Regions from separate parts of the Homo sapiens genome. Here region 2 is linked to region 1. A link is a loop called in an ENCODE intact Hi-C map of the cell type or tissue named here. Cell type or tissue: mammary epithelial cell. All regions are shown on one strand. Each heading gives the region's core, and the rest is flanking DNA. Links, peaks and the distances in the headings are about the cores only. Region 1 overlaps LINC01182 (long intergenic non-protein coding RNA 1182). Region 2 holds the start of LOC124900670 (a long non-coding RNA gene).

Region 1 (13,504 bases), core at 2,957-10,956:
CAGCACCATTCCACTGATAGAACAGATGTGAGAGGCAGGGGCTTGGGTTTTCTGACCTCCCAGGGCTCTCTGCAGGCTCATGATTTTACGAAACATCAGCTTTCTGAATTCCTGCAGCACCTGCCACAACAAAAGGAGGCCTTTTGCTGAGCATACTAATGCAGTTGCACATGCCTTCATAGAACAAAGAAATCAAAATGAGGAGTTCATTAAGCATCCTTTGGACACTGTCCATTCTACCCTGGCCTGAGCCCTCCAGGGGAGGTAGAAATCCACCTGCAAGGGAAGATGTCCTATGTCGAGTGAGTCCCCACCACCTCCCTTTTGTCCTCTCTGGTGATCTCCTCCCTCCTCTTTCTGGTCCTTTGCCTCCCATTTGGCTCACACCTCAGCTACTGCCTCATCTGCAGACCCCTCTGGCATCTGCTCCTCTAGCTATGCCTCTGAATTCTCTCATGGACCCAACTTTGCCCCCACACTTTACAGCTGTGCCTGAAAGACAGGTTGGCTTCCCAGGAGGCAAAAGCTACAATGAATAGGCTGCCCCTCAATCCTATTAGCTTGTTCCTCTCTGCTTTCTCATACATCTGGCGGGTTTTTTTGTAGTCTTCAGGATTAGCAACACTTCCCTTGGCTTTGCTGAGAGATGCCATGCTGATGTCCATTTCTTCATAGTATAGCATCTTTTCAAGGTTTAGGTGACTTCTGCCCATCCTCTTCATGGGAGGGATGCTGAGGACGAAGAGTATGTTCCTCTTCCTACACCCTCGTTCACTCTGTCTCAAGGAGGGAGGGATTGCCAGTCAGATTGATCCAGACTTAGCACTTTCTGGGACATGTTTATTAGTGAGTGAGTTCGCTGCACTTTATTTTTTAATTTTAATTTTTTTTTTTTGAGACAGAGTTTCACTCTTGTTGCCCAGGCTGGAGTGCAATGGCATGATCTTGGCTTACCACAACCTCTGCCTCCTCGGGTTCAAGCAATTCTCCTGCTTCAGCCTCCCAAGCGGCTGTGATTACAGGCATGTGCCATCAAGCCTGGCTAATTTTTGTAATTTTAGTAGAGATGGGGTTTCTCCATGTTGGTCAGGCTGGTCTCGAACTCCCGACCTCTGGTGATCCATCCACCTCGGCCCCCCAAAGTGCTGGGATTACAGGCATGAGCCACTGTGCCCAGCCTTCACTGTACTTTAAAAGCAGGATTCTAATCTCCACTTCTTCTTGTGCTTGAACATAATCGGCTCTCTTTCATCTTTTTTGCCGACTTAGTAAACATTTCATACTGAGGATTCCATCCAACCTCAGTGTAAGTCAGTGCCCACTGAACTCCCTCTTGAGTGGGGTGAAGCAGGTTTTTCATTCTCACCTGTACAGTCTTCTGGCTCAGTGAACCAAGTTGTGCTGTTGACTGGTTATATATCTTTCTTCTCCAGCATGCCTAAGCTTGCTCCTCGCAGGGCTTTAAACCTAAGCCATGCTCTTGAATCCAACTTTGATTAGGGATCTACAGTGGAACTGTCACAAGCCCGAAAACCTATAAACTAAGCAGTAGATTTCCATTTGACCATTGTTCGTTGGGTGTAAATATCAAGCGGAGGTGAGGAGGGAGGCTGGACATTACTCTGTCGATGCTGGGGATTGAACAGACAATCTGTGGGAAATTTGGTGCTCTTCTATGGCTTGGCTTTGGAATAAGCTTCCATTTATTCCACTGCGTTACATTCTCCCATTGGTCCACATTAAGGTGCTGCTGTAGGAACTTGAAGCTTTTGCAATAGTGTGGATGGAATTCTTATGCTTCTCTTTCATCCAGAACCAGCCTCCTTCTGGACCTGGGATTATGCAAAGACAGATAATATGCAAATGAGATCATATATTCCATTTCTTTTTGGGCCAGTTGGATTTAACCTAGTGCATGTTATACCAATAAGCACCACTAAGTCTTTGTATAATCCCTCTTCCTCCTGATGGAATCTATGATCTATGATCTCATTGGTACTAACTCTAACAAGCCTAGGATATTCTGGTGGAAACCGGTAGAAGTTACACAAGACTGAAAACTTAATGACCTGCCCTTCCCACCCTCCAACCTCTTCTCTCTAGGGGAAAATAATTCAAATTGTTGTGGGAACTTCAACCCTTTTTTTCCAGTGTCTCATAGGAGGGGACTGGGCAGAATATCATGATCTCTTTGCTTTAAGGAAGTAATTCTTTACCAATGTGAGCATAATGGTTTAGTGAAGTAGAACTACTGGTTTAAGGAAGGGGGAGCATAGCATAGTGATTAAGGACATGGACTTTGCATTCAGATAAATTAGGGCTGAAACCTGGCTTGATTAATAACTAGCTGTGAAACCTTGGACAAGTTATTTAATCTCTTTCAGTATTGTGAATATTCTTTTTTAGCGGTAAAGGAGGGATAATTATAACTAACTCATAGAGTCATTATAAGAATTAAATGAGATAATGTAAGCAAAGTTCTTCAGCACAGGCCCTGACACGTGGTAAGCTCCCAATATATGGTAGCTACAATACTGTCTCATCATTGTACTATAAACACATTCTGTCTCCTAACGTGATGGGTTAAAATGGAGCAGGAAGAACTAGGGCAAGCAAGGACAATGGATCACAGTCAGGTGTCAACCCCAGGTAGGGCCTGGGTGAAGACCTAGGGTCAAAGAGGGGAGGACGTTCAGGACACAATGAACTATTCTCAGAGAGATATCTGCATCTTCCCTAAACTCACCAAAGAGCCTTGTTCAGGGGCTGGGTGGGGATACACTTGGATACTGGAAAAGGCAATAGATTTCATTTGAGAAATGGGTTTTCATTACTGCCTTTTGTCTAATTTGCTGGGCTCCTGTGGCAGATTGCAAAGGTGGTTTCAATTCTTAATTTCTTTAGCCTTGTCTCTGCTATGTGACTTTGCAGATCTTCATGCTAAAGATGGACTCTTTTACCCATGTCTTGAATCTGGGCTGGCTCTGTGATTTGTTTTATCAAGTCACTTCAAGAAGTCATGGTTTCCTAGTTCCAAGTCTAGACTTCAAGAGGCCCATGTGTTTCTATTACACTTACTCTCTGTCTCTCCATCCTGGCCATAAGAACATGCTGGCTGTAGCTTGCTGAAGGATGAGAAACACATGGAGCAGAGCTGAGTCATCCCACTGGACCCAGCAGAAGCCTGAACTGATCAGTGGACTGTGAGCCATTTCTGAGCTATTTGGCTGATGAGCACAGATGAGCAGAGCCAACCGGCTTTAACATCCTCGATGCATGAACAATAAAGGCTTATTGTTGCATGAGGTTTTGTGTGGTTCATCTTATATAGCATTGCCATGAAGACAGATAACTGAACAGTTGCAATATTGCTTCATTTTATTTATCATTTTGAATTCACTCATTCACTCAACAGGCATCGAGTATCTATCATGTATCAACGCTGGGCTAAGCGTTGTTGGGGAAACATTGTTTGGTGGTAGCAAACAATAATAACAAAGCAGACAAACAACTGTCTCGTTTATTCACCAATATATCCTTCTGACCTAATAGAGTAAGTTGGCACTTAGTAGATGTTCAATAAACATTTGCTCTCTTATGAAGACATAATGATGCAATAAACATATGTTGTTGTATGTGAGTGTAGTATGTGTGTGTCTGTGTTCCAGATAACTAATTAAATGTGTCATTAAAATATCAGGCCCATTTTCCTTGCTGTCCTCTGGAATGGCAGAAATAATTTCCTATTCTTTTCTCCACTGTCTTTTTTTTTCTTTTTCTTTCCCCTCCTACATTGTCAGCAGCAGAAACTGCAGTGTGCTGTTAAACTTATCTCTGTAATAGAATGTAGATGTGTAAATCAAAACAGCTTCTAACGGGTTGTCTGCAGTAATAAATGCTACGGAGGCTGCCCAACTGGCAGTGTAAGAGAGATTATACAAACTGCTGCCTGGAGAAAACATAGCATCATGAATAAACTCAGCCTTGAATTATTTATATATTTTAGGCGGTTTTTTTCTCTCCTCAATCCACAAGGCCTGGGAATGATTTTCACTGGGAGCTGAGTGTCTGAATTTGGCTGTAAAAGGAAAACAGTTGCGGTATGTCTTAGTCCAAGTTTCAGGGTGAGGATAGCATCATGTTACGTGAGGAGTCAGCAAGGCTGGCAGTGCAGTGCAGTGAGAAGATACCGCTGAGAGCTCAGAAGAGGACAGTTCGAATCCTAGGAAGTTGTGTCTCCAGGGGCTTGTGGGCTTTGTGGACCACCTTGGACCCACACAATTGGATGGAGGGCCCCAGGGCCCACCTCCAGCACTTCTACCAGAGGATGCTGCGTCATTCTCTTTTATGAGGTAGATTTCAATCTAAGACTTTGTTGTGGAAAAAAAATGGTTTTATTATAAAAGGAAAAGTTTGGAAATCAATGGCGTTACTAATCTTTGAGACTCTATACAAGTGAGCTTCACCTCCTCCTGCCAACTAGAGACTCTGGGGACCCTTTAAAAACTGTTAATGCCAGGGTTCTAATCTTTATCAATTAAATTAGAATTTCTGGAGATGGGGGTGGACATCAGGATTTTAAATGTATCCAGGCGACTCTGATGTGCAGCCAGGGTTGAGAACCTCTACTTCACACCCTTCATTCATCTAACAGGACAAATATTGAGCACCTGCCACCAGCCACGTATTCAGCAGAGGATGGAGGATAAAGTGAAGAATGGGACAGGCCCAATCCTTGCCTTCATGGATTTCTCCATTTAAGTAAACACACAGCTGAAATTTGGAGGGATATATCTTGATACAGGAATATACAATACTATGACAGTAATAGCAGGATTGATAATAAGCATTGTGATAATATTTATTGCTGGGAGAATGTTGTTTTAGTCTTTTTAAAGACTCACGCATTGTGCTGAATGATTTGTGTGAAGTATCTTATTGGACTCTCATTCCAAGTCTGTAGTTAGGTACAGTTACTATCTTTGTTTTACAAATAAAGTACATGAGGCCCAGAGAGAGTAACTTGCCCAAGTTTATATAGCCCATAAAGGTGGAGTCTGGGGGAAGGGGTGCCCTGCCCCGACTTAGCAAATCAGGATGATGTCTCTGTACTTCTTGACTCTTTGAGTACACTTTGGAGCTGCAGAGATTGGGGAGCTGAGTGGATGTCAGAGTGTATGTTGTAGAAGAGAAGCTGATGTTTTTCAAAGCATTGCATCAGCATAAAGCAGGGCCTTGCACGCATACATGTGTGCACACACACACTCAAAAAGTATTACCGGCAGAAAAGATTATGAGACAACACTTTTATTTTACAAGTGAGAAAACAGAAGCAGAGAGAGCTGATGGCACAGGCACAGGCTTTGCCATGCTGGGGATGAGATCCAATTCTTCTGATTTCTTCTTTGAGGGCTCTTTAACTCACCCCGCTGTGACTCAGCTTTCACAGGGTGCTCTTCTGGCTTACAATCCCAAGGTTCGAGGGAAATTCCACCCGATTTCACCAAATACATTTTCACCTGACGTTGCATAACGAAGTCACCTGAGCTTGCAGTGATTCACTCTGCAAGTACCTTGATTCACCCAGCCCACACCTCAAATTTTTGATGCCCCATTTCTTCCCATAAGCAGGCATTGTGCCTTCAGTAGGTGGTGGAGAACTTGTCATGAGAATGCTATAATCCTTTCCACATGTTTGAAATTGGTACTTTTCTAAGTTCCTTAGCAACCATTGTCTCATACAATCTTTCCAAGAGTCCCGTCAATAGGCAGGAAAGTTGCCATTATCAACCCATTTGGGAGATGAACTTAACTTGGGCTCAGAAACGACCTGCCTCAGGCTCCTCCTGGGAAGTTTATGTTATTGTTATGGTAACAGGATGATGGTCACTACTAAGGAACTCCAGCCACATCCTCACTCGCCCTCACACAATGTCTTCACAGTCCCATCTGCATTTGCTCCAGCTGTGTTTCCACCAACAACCTCAGTGCTGGTTCCTCCTTGCTGAGTCATTTAGGCTGACTCATCTTCTGGACTCCAGAGATTCCCTAACTGCATGCTTCAGTTAGGGAAAGGTATGTTTGTGTGTGTGTGTGTGTGTGTGTGCATGCATGTGCATGTGTGAGGTGGTCCTTATTAAATTCTTATCAGAACACTTCAGAATATTTGAACTGGCCACGACCTGATTGCTTACTGATATCTGAGTGTCCCTTTTCCAAGATAGAAATGTAGTTCCTTGCTCTTTTCCAAATCTGATTTGCAATAGCTGCTGCTCCTATAGATCCAGTCATTTTCCCCTTTTTTCTCTCTTTTCATTTATTGATTCCTTCTTCTTCTAACCACCACCAACAGTTTAGCCAAGATAATGTAAACATTTCTCTAGAGTCTGGCCCAGTCAATTCTCTTAGAGGCTCATATTGTCCTTAAAATCTAAATGATGCAATGAAAGAGAACTTTGTTTCTGAGCAGTTCCTTGAAGACTATTGCTTGAAGACTTCATCCAAGTTGAAGCTTTGGAGAACCAAACTGCTCTCCTGAGACCCTCTCCCTCTCTTCAGCAAAATCAGAAGCTCCCATTGCCAGAGTCAGGATGGGTACAGCAGCCATTCTACTCAGCAGATCTCATGCTTAGTAGGGTGAAGGCCAAGAGCTAATCAGAGGGAATTTGGGGACTTGGACTTGGGCCAAATGGGGGCTTTCAAGTAGCCCTGTTGGGAAGAAAACATACATACCAGGCTGTGTAGAGAGTCAGCAAATAGTTACTCAGAGACCCAAGGTCAATGCTGGATCCAAAGAGATTGCAAGGAGTGAGGCTGATTGGCAGCAATTGTCCTGGAACTAGGCAGGTTTGAAAAATACTCTGTTCATTTTATTCTGTCCCGTTAAACTGAAAGCATTTTTAAGCTTGTGGTTTTGAGCAGCACATCTGGCATGATTAAAACCTGGTCAGTGTATGAATGGGCTTTTTTGGAGGATTTAACCCTCAATGAATATTATCTGATGGGAAAGTCAGGGAAAGCTTCTCTCTGTGTCTTCAAAGACTTTGGTAGAAAGAGAAAGGAGCAGACAATCTTTAGGTTTTCAGATCCTGGGAGGACCCTTTCTGTCTCCAACCTTCCCATCCCCAGATCTTTTTAAGGACAAAAAGGGGCTGTTCCTCTATCATGAGGCTCCTAGTCTAGGGGGACAGGGCCCTCAGAAGGCAAGCCCCTGAGAACAGTCCCCTTTTTGGTGGGAAGGAGAGGTGTTGAAACTCTCTAACACTTACACGTCATGATTTTCCCTTCTCCTGGGTAGCACGTGAGATCAACTGATGATGTTTTAAAATATATATTTTTACAGAAACATTTAGGGAGAAAGCTGCTGCTTAGTGTTCTACATGAGGGAATTGAGGTGTACTCATAATTTCTGCCTCTCTTTTCTCTCTTCTATTACTTGGAACAGAAACCCTGTGGGGCTGCAGAGCTTTAGCTAAACTCACCAGCAATCCCTCCATGGTGTGCCCTTAAGTTCTGAAACCCAGAACTGTTGGCATGACTGAAAAGTCTCATCTTCAGACAGAGAACTGGGAGTAGTATAAATAGTAACTGGGTGCTTTTTCAGCTCTTTTGAAAGAGAATAAGGGGTGTTAAACCCTCTCTGTCGGTGCCCTGAAATTTCATTTTGCTGTGCCGAGAAAGGAATAAAGTGCTGTATTCATTTTTGAGAGATTCCTTAACGAATTGTCATAAACTGAGTGATTAAAAAAACAGAAATGTACTCTGTTACAGTTATGAAGGCCAGAAGCCCCAAATCAAAGGATCAGCAGGATCATGCTCCTCCAGAAACTCTAAAGAAGGGTCCCTCCGTGCCTCCCTTCTGGCTTCTGGTGGTTGCCACCTATCCTTGGCATCTCCTGGCTCCTGCACGTGCTACTTCAGTCTCTGCCTCCATCACCATGTGGAGTTCTCTCCGTGTGCCTCTGTTCATTTGTGTCTAAATGTTCACCTTCTTATGAGAACACCTGCTATGGTTCTTATAAGATTAGGGGTAGCCCCTAATCCAGTATGATCTCCTCTTACCTTATTACATCTACAAAAACCCTATTTCCAAATAAGGTCACATTCACAGGTACTGGGAGTTAATGGTCAAACATAACTCTTTAGGGGACATAATTCTAAGCATAACAAGTACACTCTATGCTAGATAGGGGAAGCGGTCCATGGTTTGGCAGTCCCTAGACAACTATGTCAATTGTGAACTCATTCAACATCATTCCAAAATGTATTTACCAAGTCCCAAATATTTCCCATGCATAGGCTGAGCACAGGGATAGGGAATGCAGCCAGTTATTCTCAGAGTCACCAGCTAGGACACTATCTGCTTGAACAGCTGTTATAAGATGTATAAGTAAGAAAACTGACATAGAAAAAGTGAGCCTGGTACACAGCACAGAGTAAGTATTCAACAACTGATAGCTGTTACAATAGGCAGGGTTCTGGCTACTTCATGATAATGATGACCATTAATAAACGCTAAGTGAGAGGTGATGCCAAACACTTTGTATCATCTCATCCCATGGCATCAGCAACTCCATCAGGTGTGTTTTCATCAGCTCTGTTCTCCAAGTGATGACATTGAAGCTTAGAGAGGCTAAGGAACTTTCCCAGGTCACACAGTTAGTCACTTTCAGGACTAGGACTTTTCAGAATGCAGATTAGTCTAACCATGCTATGCCAGTTTTTTCATTGTCTCTCAAAGGATGGTCCTGAGTCAATCAGTGGCAATTTCTAACCCCTCCCTTGAGGCTTAAATTTTATTTTACATGTTATTACAGTACAGGTCTTGCTTGGACAGACCTGGAAAGCGGACAGCAAGCTTCAGCTGACCCCAGGGAGGCGTGCCCCTGAAGCAGGCACTAGCTGTGAAACAAGCTTCTCCTTCTTGAATTTGGAGGAAGCTGATGTATCTGAGTGCCACTTTTTAATCAAGAAGACCGTCTATCTCCCATTGTCACTTGATCTTTCTTGAAACAACAGCTACAAATCTCCAGGCAACACAGACATGATGCAGACAAAATGAAAACAGAGGAAGCAGCATCTTTCTCTCATTAATGGGAGAGGAGAAAAAGCACAGCTCTGCCTCAAGTGTTTTGGGAATGTGTTATTTTTAGAAAAGGACATTTTGTGATTTTAGTTGTTTGATTTCTGAGAAGGTTTTCTTTTTTAAAGAAATCAAAAGTGAATAGTAGATTGAGCAGTAACAATCAATCAGCAAAAGAATATTGTGCAAGGCATGGCGGTACAGACAGAGAGGCTGTGAGGTTTTATTCCTGCTCTTTAGATGTTTAGAACCTAATAAGCAAGATTTTATAGTGCTGTCTGTATAGAGCTCGGAAAATAAGGCAATCTGATCTATTGTAGTTCACAAAAGGGAGAATAATTGGAGAGGTAAAAATTGAGGAGCCCTGAAGAATGGATGGAGTTGTTTACTCATTTGTTGATTCAATGAATATGTACTGAGCACCTTCCCTGTGTATAGCAGGCACTGATAAAAAAAAAAAAGCTGAATGAGACCTTGTCTCTAACCTTGAAAAGTTTATAGACCAGTGGCAGACAGAGAATTATACACCAAAAAACATGATGAAGTAAATGATGGAAATGTGAACAGATAACATGGGGCCATAGGGGAAGAAGAGGTAATCAATTCTAAATAGAAGAGAGAAAGAGAGCTGAAGACTTCATGGAAGAGAGATGGGTAGCTAAGGATGGAGATGAGTTGACCAGAAGGAAGAGCAGGAGAGGTAGTTGAGGCAGCACATGGGTGAGGCTCTGCTTACAGCTGGGAGTGGTAAGATCTTGCAGGTGTGGAAGGATTAAGCTTGCAAGGTGGCTGGGAGCACCCATATTTGCAGGAAAAAGGGAAATTTTTATTTTTTATTTATTTATTTTTTTCATTGGTGAATTTTATTTATTTTATTTTATTATTATTATTATTATTATTATTATTATTATTATTATTATTATACTTTAGTTTTAGGGTACATGTGCACAATGTGCAGGTTAGTTACATATGTATACATGTGCCATGCTGGTGTGCTGCACCCATTAACTCGTCATTTAGCATTAGGTATATCTCCTAATGCTATCCCTCCCCACTCCCCCCACCCCACAACAGTCCCCAGAGTGTGATGTTCCCCTTCCTGTGTCCATGTGTTCTCATTGTTCAATTCCCACCTATGAGTGAGAACATGTGGTGTTTGGTTTTTTGTCCTCGCGATAGTTTACTGAGAATGATGATTTCCAATTTCATCCATGTCCCTACAAAGGACATGAACTCATCATTTTTTATGGCTGCATAGTATTCCATGGTGTATATGTGCCACATTTTCTTAATCCAGTCTATGATTGTTGGACATTTGGGTTGGTTCCAAGTCTTTGCTATTGTGAATAGTGCCGCAATAAACATACTTGTGCATGTGTCTTTATAGCAGCATGATTTATAGTCCTTTGGGTATATACCCAGTAATGGGATGGCTGGGTCAAATGGTATTTCTAATTCTAGATCCCTGAGGAATCGCCACACTGACTTCCACAAGGGTTGAACTAGTTTACAGTTCCACCAACAGTGTAAAAGCGTTCCTATTTCTCCACATCCTCTCCAGCACCTGTTGTTTCCTGACTTTTTAATGATTGCCATTCTAACTGGTGTGAGATGGTATCTCATTGTGGTTTTGATTTGCATTTCTCTGATGGCCAGTAATGGTGAGCATTTATTCATGTGTTTTTTGGCTGCATAAATGTCTTCTTTTAAGAAGTGTCTGTTCATGTCCTTTGCCCACTTTTTGATGGGGTTGTTTGTTTTTTTCTTGCAAATTTGTTTGAGTTCATTGTAGATTCTGGATATTATCCCTTTGTCAGATGAGTAGGTTGCGAACATTTTCTCCCATTTTGTAGGTTGCCTGTTCACTCTGATGGTAGTTTCTTTTGCTGTGCAGAAACTCTTTAGTTAAATTAGATTCCATTTGTCAATTTTGTCTTTTGTTGCCATTACTTTTGGTGTTTTAGCCATGAAGTCCTTGCCCATGCCTATGTCCTGAATGGTAATGCCTAGGTTTTCTTCTAGGGTTTTTATGGTTTTAGGTCTAACGTTTAAGTCTTTAATCCATCTTGAATTGATTTTTGTGTAAGGTGTAAGGAAGGGATCCAGTTTCAGCTTTCTCCATATGGCTAGCCAGTTTTCCCAGCACCATTTATTAAATAGGGAATCCTTTCCCCAGTGCTTGTTTTTCTCAGGTTTGTCAAAGATCAGTTAGTTGTAGATATGTGGCATTATTTCTGAGGGCTCTATTCTGTTCCATTGATCTATATCTCTGTTTTGGTACCAGTACCATGCTGTTTTGGTTACTGTAGCCTTGTAGTATAGTTTGAAGTCAGGTAGTGTGATGCCTCCAGCTTTGTTCTTTTGGCTTAGGATTGACTTGGCGATGCGGGCTCTTTTTTGGTTCCATATGAACTTTAAAGTAGTTTTTTCCAATTCTGTGAAGAAAGTGATTGGTAGCTTTATGGGGATGGCATTGAATCTATAAATTACCTTGGGCAGTATGGCCATTTTCACGATATTGATTCTTCCTACCCATGAGCATGGAATGTTCTTCCATTTGTTTGTATCTTCTTTTATTTCATTGAGCAGTGGTTTATAGTTCTCCTTGAAGAGGTCCTTCACGTCTGAAAAAGGGAAACTTTTAAAGCATTGGATGTAATGTGGCGACTTATCAAATCTTTGTTTCAGAAATCAAGGTCACACATTAGGGGCCAGACCACTAAACAAACCAGTGTAATAAGTACCATAAGGGAAGTAGTTTGGATTCCCATAGGAATTCAAAGAAAAACCACTTTATCCAGACTGGGCCTGTCTGCAGAAGACTTCTTGGAAGAAATGACATCAACAGGAATTAGCATGATGAAGGTGGGGGTGAGCGAGGGGAAGACAATTCTTCAAGAAAGACAGAGTAGATTTGGTGCATTGCAGACTGCTCTGTTTGACTGGAAGATAAGGCAACTGTGTGTGCAGTGAGGATGGGCACGAAGCAGGAGTGGGTGGATTTGTTCAAGCCCTGAAAGGCCTCCTCAATAGACCATTGAGACTTGAAGGGCTTTCAGCACTGTGAGACCTGATCAGATTTGCCTTTTAGAAAGGGCATCTGGCTGCTGGGTGGGGAATATATAGGAAGGATGCAAACAAAGAGAAAGAGGAACCTATCAGGAGGATGTTTTGTATTAATCAAGGGGAGCTTAGACCAGAGTAGAGACAGTAGAATTGGAGAAAATTAAAAGTGCATTAAATGAGCACTTATTTAGGAGGTGAGAAGAGAGGACTTGGTGAGTGAATGGCCTGGAATTCTGTGGGGAGATAGAAGGCTAGTGATGGAGAATAAAAATGGAAAACTGGGAGAATAGTGAAGACAGTTATAGAGATATAGGACACAGGAGGAGGAACTGCCTGGAGTAAAGCAGACTACATTATGGAAGACAGGTAAGGACACAGCTTATGTTGCCTGGGTGTGTAGGGAGTTTAAGGTGTGAGGAAGTGAGTGAAGAACGAGCAATTGGAATGTCAATTTAGCAAACATTAATTGAGCTATTACTGTGCCTCAGGCTCTGGGCTATATGCTGGGACCAAACCCCATGTGTAGAATATTTTCAAGGAATTCCGAAGTCTAGTGAGAGATGGAAGAGGGTGAATAGATAATTTCAGGATGATGTGTCCATGTGGCAATAGACCTATGCGCAAGGTTCTAGAAGAAGATTACTTAATTGGACAAATATTGGTGAGCACCTACTCTATGCCAGGATGGTGCTAGGTGCAGTGGACTTGGCAGCAAGCGAGTCTAATAAGAGCCTTTCTTTCAAATAGGTAGCATTTTACTGGGGGACCTAATAAACGAATTAAAATAGACAGAGATTTGGATAAGTTCCAATGTGCTAGTTTGGGTTCTGGGAGATCGGAAGTAAGATACAGGTTGGTGAGGGAACATGTGGAAGATGCTGAAGGAGCCTGGAGGAGCCACCAGACTTCAATGCTGGTCTGACTCCATGGTGCAGGGAGGGAAAGTAGGAAGGTTGCGTGGGAGAAGTCTCCGACAGCTGTGCAGTCAATGGAAGTTTCAGTGAAGACGATTGTGGGTCCCCAAGCCAAAGTTGCCCGTCAGAGGAGTCCCATATCTTCCAGGAACAGGCTGCCTTTTTGTCGTGCCCTACTTAGCCATTGGGTGGTAGCATCTCATGGGAAGTATGGCTTTGGAGCATGTGAATGGGTGGATTACAAAGCACAACAGCAAAAGCCTTTGGACAATTACGCTTTGGCATTTGGAAGGCTGCAAAGCATTTCCTGTAGCCGCCATAAATATGGAATAAGTAATCCAGTTGCCAAGAGAGGATAACCTGGGAGAGTGAGATTTACATGATCAGGGATGGATGATCTCTCTGAGGAGATGATGTTTAACCTAAGACCAGAGGATGAGAA
Region 2 (9,367 bases), core at 1-8,000, 250 kb after region 1:
AGATGTACTGTCAATATAACATACACTGGATTTGAGAGATTTAGTACACAAAGGATAATATAAAATGGTGTATCAATAGTATTTGATATTAGTTATTTTTTGAGATGATAATATTTTGGATATACTAGGTTAAAAAAAGGTAGTGTTAAAATTAATTTCATTTTTTGATTTTGACTTTTTAAAATGCAATTACTACTAAATTCAAGATTGCATATGGGACTTGCATAATATTTCTATTGGACATTGCTATTTTAGTCTTTGGTGTTTTCAGGTTACTTGCATAGACTACATCTTTCCCCATGATAATTTCCTCTCTGGTGAACTTGTTCTTTATTGCTAGCACCCTTCAGTTCTGACCATCCTAATTCATCAGAGACGTTCAAATATTGACTCCTAAGAGCAAAAGGAGTCAGAATCTAGGTTCTTTTTATCTCAGGAGGTTTCTTGGCCCCTATGCAAATTTACTTGTCCTTGCCTTATCAACTATGCATATCAATGGGAATTGGGAGTTCACTTTCTTGTTCATTATACATGCATCCCCCTGTCTTCCACTGAAATTTAAATCTGTTCTAGTGATTTTTTCTCAGAACAGAGACAACGTGCTGTCCCCACCCAGAAAAAGGTAATGCTCAAAGCTACATAATTTATCATGCAACATGACAAGCCACTGGATGCCTATTTTACAATCTGGATGCCTATTTTACAATCTGGATGCCTGTTTTACACTGGATGCCTATTTTACAATCTGTAAAATAGGCAAAGAGCTGCATGGCAATTTGCCTAAGTCCAGAAGGTGGCTAAAATTGGGACCAGTAATAACAACAAAAAATAACCAGGAGGAGATGAAACAGTTAAGGGTGTTTAAATGGTGCCCTCAGTTCATCTAAGAAAGAGGAACAGAAAGAATGAGCTCATGGGGATCAAAGATGTGGCACTCCCAGAAGCATGTGAGAGCTTCAGGCCTAACTTGTGCATAACAGAGTTGAAGAGCTGACACGGTGCTTACTAACTCATCAGAAGCAGAAGCGCCCTGGTGATTCTATGCCACACCACCATTCCCCAGGAAAATGTTCTCCACTGAGACAAAATCCTTAAATTTTTAGAATGGCCTTATTATGGATTACAGCAAACATCTCAGCACATCTTTCTCAGCAAGGATCTCAAAACAGCATTGGGATGGCCTTATTAATAGATCCCTTACGAAAACTCAGAAAAGTTAGAGAGGCACTCAGAATCTTCCTAAAATATGAAATGTTGAAATCTGGATTCTTTTTTTACCATGACTGCAAAATGTAAGCCACTACTTGGGCTCACCTTGTTGAATCAGATTTCTTCTACTTTGCCATTTTGATGATATCACTCCCAGGTATGTTTTTTTCTTTTTTTTTCCTTTTCTTTTTCCTTTCTTTTCTCTTTCTTTTTTTTTTTTTTTTTTTTTTTTGAGACAGAGTTGTGCTCCTGTTGCCCAGGCTGGAGTGCAATGGCACGATCTCTGTAGGCTCACTGCAACCTCCACCTCCCCAGTTCAAGCAATTCTCCTGCCTCAGCCTCCCGAGTAGCTGAGATCACAGGAGCCTGCCACGACGCCCAGATAAATTTTTGTATTTTTTTAGTAGAGATGGGGTTTCACCATGTTGGCCAGGCTGGTCTTGAACTCCTGACCTCCAGTCATCTGCCCACCTATGCCTACCAAAGTGCTCACTCCCAGGTAAGTTTTTGAAGTAACTACTCTGAAAATACCAGGCAACTTTTTAATCTATTCAGTGACACTGCCTACAGTGGCCCTCCTTACCAGCTGCAAAATGTTGAGATGTTAAAAGAAGTCCTAATTTTTCAAATGAGAATGGAAAGGAGGAAGAGACCTTGACTTTATTATACTGCTTGGCTGTCATATGCCAGGAAACATAGAATTTGGGGTATGCCTACAATGCATAATTAAGGTTGGAGATTGGTAATGGTGGAATGGTTTGAAGTCCTGGGCTGAGACAACCAATGGACTAACGATGAAGAAAAGGCTCTTCTGCTCAGAATAGCCTTCTCCCCACTTAAGTCTCTCCTAAAGAGGATCATCAGAGCAAATCTGTGACTAACAATTCTAAACTTGAAGTGGAGACAGATGTTCACAAATATGTATACGAATATTTAGCTAAAAATAACTAAAATAAGACAAAATGTCTTATTTTCAGTAGCTAAAAATAAACTAAATGCTCACCAACAGTTGATGGGCATAAAAGGGTGGCATATTGATTCAGTGGAATACTGTTTAGCAACGAAAAGTAACATACTACTCATAAGCATAACTAAATTGACAAATCTCAAAAAGGTTATGTTTAGTCAAAAGAAACTGGAACAAAGAACTGTATATTGTATGATTCCATTTATATGAAGTTCTAGAATAGGTAAAACAATTATGATGACAGATTGTTATTATTTATTAAACAATTATGACGACAGATATTGGAGCAGTAATCGTCTCTAGGGCATGACCCTAGAGAATTGACCAGAATGAGGTACTAGAAGGGACCTCTATAGGATGACGAAAATATTCTGTTACTTGAGGGTTTGGATGCACAAATTTATTATGCATTTGTTAAAGCTCATCAAAATGCACATAAAATCTGCTTTTTATTATATGTAAATTGTGCCCCATTTAAAAAAATGGTAAAAGAAAAATGCTTCATACCCTTTCCCAAATTTAAATGGAATTTCCTTTTACAGTAGCCATCAAGAGTCTATAGATTCACCCCGATGTTAAGAGCTTATCAATTTTATCAATCTTATTGCCTTCTCTTCTCCACGGATTCTTTTTTTTGAAATTGTCTTTCACTGTTTTCCTAAGAAACAGGCAGAAATTGAAAAGTAACTGAACACAAATGGGATTTTCTAACCAGAGAAAATGCCTGTCCAAGCATTGGCCTTTAAGAGAAGAGAGAACAATTCTCCCTTCATCAGATATCTAATTTCAGAGACTGTTTTAATGATAATTGGCCTTTAATGATTTCCTTCACAACTAGCAACTAACATTTGAGACAGAATTTAGAGTTTGAAAAAAAAAAAAAAAAAATCTCAGGTTATTCCAGTCACTGTTTTACAGGGACTGGCATCTGAAAAAAGCATCTTGTTTTTCCAACAGCAACTAAGTTAAAGATAACATGGCTTTAAAATAGAGAGATAAACTGGTTTTACTACATACTTTGACCATTTTCTTCATGGTTAGTCAGCAGTTTAATCTAGCCTTTCGTTCATGTCTTCGAATTCATCACATTCACACAAAGTACATGATGACTAAGTAAATCTGAAAATAAAGTGCCCAAAGGCAGATTATTTGCCACATACTTTATGATATTTAAAATCCTGAGAAGGTAAGCAGTCTTGTCTCAGTTGATGTAAAAGTGGTCTTAAACACACATCAACTACGAAATCCTACTAATGCTAACTGATAATAACATTGATGTTCCAATTTCCTGACTTGTTGATTGCCAGTTTGGCTAGTTTTCTTTGACCTATAGTCGTAAGATGGTGATGACGTTGACGATGACGGTGGAAAAGCTTATGAAAATGTTGGCTATCAAGAAGATTGTGAGCAGTGAATTTATTTCCTACTGCAATTTTACACTAAAACTTTCACATGGTGACTTGTTTTCTCTCCATTCTTTTGCTCGTATTCTCTTACAACATCAAGATTATGTTCTGTGCCTAACAAGCCCATTCAATGTTGTCTTCCACAGCTTTCAGACAAGCTCCTTTCCAATTAGTGAAACTTTTCTTCTTCCCATCAAATGATAAATACATGATTATTCTGATTTTAATATGAACATTCCAGCTGGCATGAAAATAACTCTCTAATTGCAAAAGAACAATTTATTACCTTTATATGCATTTTTTTTTTTTAGCATCCATTGAGTATTTATGTGGCATAAGGCACTATGGTTGACAGACATAAAAGTACATACCCATTAACTAATTACTGATGCATTAATATATGTATTGATATACATAGAGATAGAGATGATAAAGCTATAGAAAAACTATGAAATCATGAGCAACTGAATTTGCTGAAATGGCTGTATTATTGGACATTGGTTTTCAAAAGTTCAAACGACTGCAGTGAAAGTTTTTATTTTAAGAGCAATCATTGAAAGAATCAACTGACCTTGCTGTTCTCTGTCTCAAGTCAGAAAATAAACAGAGAAAGTGTATCTTAGTGGTTTGCAAGTGATTCAGAGCAGGATGCTCAGCTATTAGAAAGTCATCGATTCGGCTGGAGGAAATGAGTTGGCTGAAGCACGAGATATAAGCCAATGCCCAGGATTGTGAGGTCAGGGCAGGATGCCAAGATGAACTACATTTCCTGGCAAGAATTCAAGCTCATTGCCAAAGGCCTTGCTGTTATTCTGAATCCAGGTTTTGTAACCTTTTCAAAAACTCTTACCTTGATATTCAATATTTTTCATTCAACCTTTCTATTTTTCAAGATGCACGATATTAGTATGACATTTATATAAATTTAAATGCAACCTAAAAATCCACATTTTAAGTTAAAATCCATTCACTGCTTTAAGGCTATTTTTTTTAGGGTGACAATCAACATTGTCCATTAACTTTATTTTCAGACATATCTCTCACCCTGGAAAATAAGCAAGCTTGCCAGGAATGTTACTCAGAAAAAAAAAATTAATGGTTCAAAAATATTAAAGCCGTTAGCCACTGCTGACCAGACTGCTTCAAATAATGTGTATTGGGAAGGGTCATGACTGGATGGGAAACCAGCAGACATCAGTTCTATTCTGGGCTTGACTTCCACGTGACCTTCTCAATTCACTCAATTTTTCTGTGGTTCAGTTTGCTCAGGTTTCAAAAAAATGGAATGATAATACCAGGATGTTGTGGGGAGTCATCAGATTAGCAAGAAGCTTTGGACTCTTGAGACACACCTAATGTAGAAATAGATGATATCCAAGACTTGCCTCAGAACAATACATCTTGTATTCTATGTACTGTATTCTCCTTTTTTCTTCTCTCATTGTTTTAAAGCCCCATGAATTATTCCTTTCAGACACTGCATTGTTGTTTTGAATTGTTGCTCGGTAACAAATGATGAGATAAATGTTTCAGGGGCGTCCATGTGAAGAGACCACCAAACAGGCTTTGTGTGAGCAATAAAGCTGTTTATTTCACCTGGGTGCAGGTGGGCTGAATCCGAAAAGACAGTCAGCGAAGGGAGATAGGGGTGGGGCCGTTTTATAAGATTTGGGCAGGTAAAGGAAAATTACAGTCAAAAGGGGTTTGTTCTCTGGTGGGCAGGAGTAGGGGGTCACAAGGTGCTCAGTGGGGGAGCTTTTTGAGTCAGGATGAGCCAGGAAAAAGACTTTGACAAGGTAATGTCATCACTTAAGGCAAGGACCGGCCATTTACACTTCTTTTGTGGTGGAATGTCATCAGTTAAGGCGGGGCAGGGCAATTTCACTTCTTTTGTGATTCTTCAGTTACTTCAGGCCATCTGGGCATATACGTGCAAGTCACAGGGGATGCGATGGCTTGGCTTGGGCTCAGAGGCCTGACATTCCTGCCTTCTTATATTAATAAGAAAAATAAAACAAAATAGTGTTGAAGTGTGGGGGGTGGCGAAAATTTTGGGGGGATGGTATGGAGAGAGAGAATGGGCGATGTTTCTCAGGGCTGCTTTGAGCGGGGTTAGGGGTGGCGTGGGAACCTAGAGTGGGAGAGATTAAGCTGAAGGAAGATTTTGTGGTGAGGGGTGATATTGTGGGATTGTTAGAAGAAACATTTGCCGTGTAGAATTATTGGTGATGGCCTGGATACGGTTTTGTATGAATTGAAAAACTAAAAAATGGAATAAGAGAAGGAGAAAAACAGGTATAAAAGGTCTAAGAATTGGAGGACCCAGGACATCTGATTAGAGAGTGCCTAAGGAGATTCAGCGTAGTCCTGCCAGCAAAGATTATTTACTTCAAGAGTTTAGAGTGGCAGTTTGGGGATAGCACCAGGAGATATCAGCTGTGATGGCTTGGAGAAACAGTGTAAACCGGCAGTGTAAACAAGAGCAGGGCATGTATGAGTAGTTGAGAACGGTGAATAGGAGTATGACTGGACAGAAGATAGTAGGGATGACAAATTTTTTGGGGCACAGTCTAAGTTGGTCTGGTGTCTGGAATGAGACTGGGGCCTAATAAAAAGGAGCATCTATACAGGAGCTCAAATGGGCTGTACCTTGTAGCATTCCGAGGACAGGCCTGAATTCTGAGAAGGGAAAGTGGTAAAAGTATTGTCCAGTCCTTTTTAAGTTGGTGGCTGACCTTGGTGAGGTGTGTTTTTAAGAGACCATTAGTCTGTTCTACTTTTCCTGAAGACTGAGGACTGTAAGAGATATAAAGGTTTCACTGAATACTAAGAGCCTGAAAAACTGCTTGGCTGATTTGACTAATAAAGGCTGGTCTGTTATCAGACTGTATAGAGGTGGAAAGGCTAAACTGAGGAAATATGTCTGACAGAAGGGAAGAAATGACTGTGGTGGCCTTCTCAGACCCTGTAGGAAAGGCCTCTACCCATCCAGTGAAAGTATCTACCCAGACTAAGAGATATTTTAGTTTTCTGACTCGAGGCATGTGAGTAAAGTCAATTTGCCAGTCCTGGGCAGGGGCAAATCCCAGAGCTGATGTGTAGGAAAGGGAGGAGGCCCGAACAATCCCTGAGGGGTAGTAGAATAGCAGATGGCACACTGAGAAGTGATCTCCTTGAGGATAGATTTCCATGATGGAAAGGAAATGAGAGGTTCTAAGAGACGGGCTAGTGGCTTGTAACCTACATGGAAGAGGTAATGAAATGACGACAGAATAGAATGGGCCTGTGAGGCTGGAAGGAGATATTTTCCTTGGTCTAAGAACCATTTGCCTTGTGTGGGAAGAGATTGATAGGTGGAAGTTTCAGCAGGGGAGTAGGTGGGAGTGACCGATGTGAAGGAGAAAAACTGGCCGTGAGGGACAGAAGTTGGAGAGCTAGCTGCTTGTCTAGCCACCTTATCAGCATAAGCGTTGCCTAGAGCAATGGGATCTGACGCCTTTTGACGCCCCTTGCAGTGAATGACCCCAGCTTCCTTTGTAAGTAAAGCGGGCTTGAGTAGAGTTTTTATTAAAGAGGCATTAATGATGGAGGACCCTTTTGTAGTGAGAAAACCTCTTTCAGCTCATACGACCGCATGGTGGTGCAGAATATGAAAGGCATATTTAGAATCAGTATAGATATTGACGCGTAGTCCTTTTGCAAGAGTGAGGGCTTGAGTTAAGGCAACTAGTTCAGCTGGCTGAGGGGTAGTGGAGGGGGTCAGAGTGGTAGCCTCAATGATAGATGTGGAAGATACTATAGTATAGCCTGCCTTTGCTGGTGAGTGGCGATTAAGCCTGGTGGAACTGCCATCAATAAACCAAGTGTGATCAGGGTGAGAAACAGGGAAGAAGGAAATGTGGGGAAATGGGGTGAACGTCAGGTGGATCAGAGAGATGCAGTCATGAGGGTCAGGTGTGGTATCCAGAATAATGTGAGAGGCCGGATTGAAGTCTGGGCCAGGAACAACAGTAACTGTGGGAGACTCAACAAAGAGTGAGTACAGCTGAAGGAGCCGGGAAGCAGAAAGTATATGCGTCAGGTATGAGGAAGAAAATAGATTTTGGAAGTTATGAGAACTGTAGAGAGTGAGTTGAGCATCGTTTGTGATTTTGAGGGCCTCTAAAATTATTAAAGCAGTGGCAGCCGCTGCACACAGACATGAGGGCTAGGCTAAAACAGTAAGGTCAAGTTGTTTGGACAGAAAGGCTACAGGGTGAGGTCCTGGCTCTTGTGTAAGAATTCTGACCACGCTAACCGTGCCTGGGAAGGAAAGGAGTTGTTTTGTAGAAGTTGCTGGGGTTTGAGAGATCAGTCAGACACGATTGGCAGGGAGAGCACGTGTGTTTTTATGCGAATTATGCCGAGATAGGTAACAGATGAGGAAGAAATTTGGGCTTGACTGAAGTAATGGGGGCTGTCTGTGAAGCTTTGCAGCAGTACAGCCTAGGTAATTTGCTGAGCTTGATGGGTGTCAGGGTCAGTCCAAGTGAAAGCAAAGAGAGGCTGGGAGGAAAGGTGCAAAGGAATAGTAAAGAAAGCATGTTTGAGATCTAGAACAGAATAATGGGTTGTAGAGGGAGGTATTGAGGATAGGAGAGTATATGGGTTTGGCCCCACAGGGTGGATAGGCAAAACAATTTGGTTGGTAAGGGGCAGATCCTGAACTAACTTGTAAGGCTCATCTGGTTTTAGGACAGGTAAAATGGGGGAATTGTAAGGAGAGTTTATAGGCTTTAAAAGGCCATGCTGTAGCAGGCGAGTGATAGCAGGCTTTAATCTTTTTAAAGCATGCTGCGGGATGGTATATTGGCGTTGAGTGGGGTAAGGGTGATTAGGTTTTAATGAGATGGTAAGGGGTGCATGATCGGTCGCCAAGGAGGGAGTAGAGGTATCCTATGCTTGTGGGTTAAGGTGGGGGGGGATACGAGAGGGAGGATGTGAAGGAGGCTTTGAACTGCGGGAAAAGGTGGCAATGAGGTGTGGCTGTAGCCCAGGAATTGTCAGGGAAGCAGATAATTTAGTTAAAGTGTCTCGGCCTAATAAGGGAACTGGGCAGGTGGGGATAATTAAAAAGGAGTGCTTAAGAGAGTATTGTCTAAATTGGCACCAGAGTTGGGGAGTTTTAAGAGGTTTAGAAGCCTGGCCGTCAATACCTACAACAGTTATGGAGGCAAGGGAAACAGGCCCTTGAAAATAAGGTAATGTGGAGTGAGTAGCCTCAGTATTGATTAAGAAGGGGACAGACTTACCCTCCACTGTGAGAGTTACCCGAAGCTCGGAGTCCGTGATGGTCTACGGGGCTTCTGAGGCAATCGGGCAGCATCAGTCTTCAGCCGCTAAGCCAAGAAGATCTGGGAAGGAGTCAGTCAGAGAGCCTTGGGCCAGAGTCCCAGGGGCTCTGGGAGTGGCTGCCAGGTGATTTGGACAGTCTGATTTCCAGTGGGGTCCCACACAGATGGGACGCAGCTTAGGAGGAATCCTGGGCTGCAGGCATTCCTTGGCCTGGTGGCCAGATTTCTGGTACTTGTAGCAAGCTCCTGGGGGACGAGGTTCTGGAGGAATGCCTGGCCACTGCGGTTCAGGCCTTTGGAAGTTCTTGTGTGCTGGAGATGTGGCTGGGATTTGTCTCACAGTGGAGGCAAGGTATTGCAACTTTTTTCTATTATTGTACACCTTGAAGGTGAGGTTAATTAAGTCCTGTTGTGGAGTTTGAGGGCTAGAATTTTTGGAGTTTTATTTAATG

The links. A loop is a pair of places that touch in the nucleus more often than their neighbours do. Peaks named below come from ENCODE experiments on the same cell type or tissue, not always from the same donor. Only the 100,000 strongest peaks of a DNase experiment are listed, where the experiment ranks them.
Region 2: a loop joins it to region 1, with 7 times the contacts of the local background. A loop is called at or near these places in 4 of 110 quality-filtered maps.

Annotation. Positions count from the first base shown.
Region 1 is chr4:13,915,142-13,928,645 of GRCh38, forward strand. The region is part of intron 3 of LINC01182 (long intergenic non-protein coding RNA 1182); the gene reads left to right. The region is part of intron 3 of LOC107986182 (a long non-coding RNA gene); the gene reads left to right. Among named protein-coding and RNA genes, the nearest start is that of LINC01085, 190 kb to the right of the region's middle. In mammary epithelial cell, for the core only: no CTCF peak of the experiment used is centred there; DNase peaks (open chromatin) are centred at 3,190, 5,520 and 5,970; H3K27ac peaks cover 4,516 bases.
Region 2 is chr4:14,164,837-14,174,203 of GRCh38, forward strand. It overlaps LOC124900670 (a long non-coding RNA gene), which reads left to right and starts at 1,005. Exons shown (of 2, transcript XR_007058058.1): 1 at 1,005-1,708. RefSeq lists enhancers at 845-894, 5,289-5,860, 6,919-7,584, 7,585-8,250. In mammary epithelial cell, for the core only: no CTCF peak of the experiment used is centred there; DNase peaks (open chromatin) are centred at 3,255, 4,245 and 4,875; H3K27ac peaks cover 2,609 bases.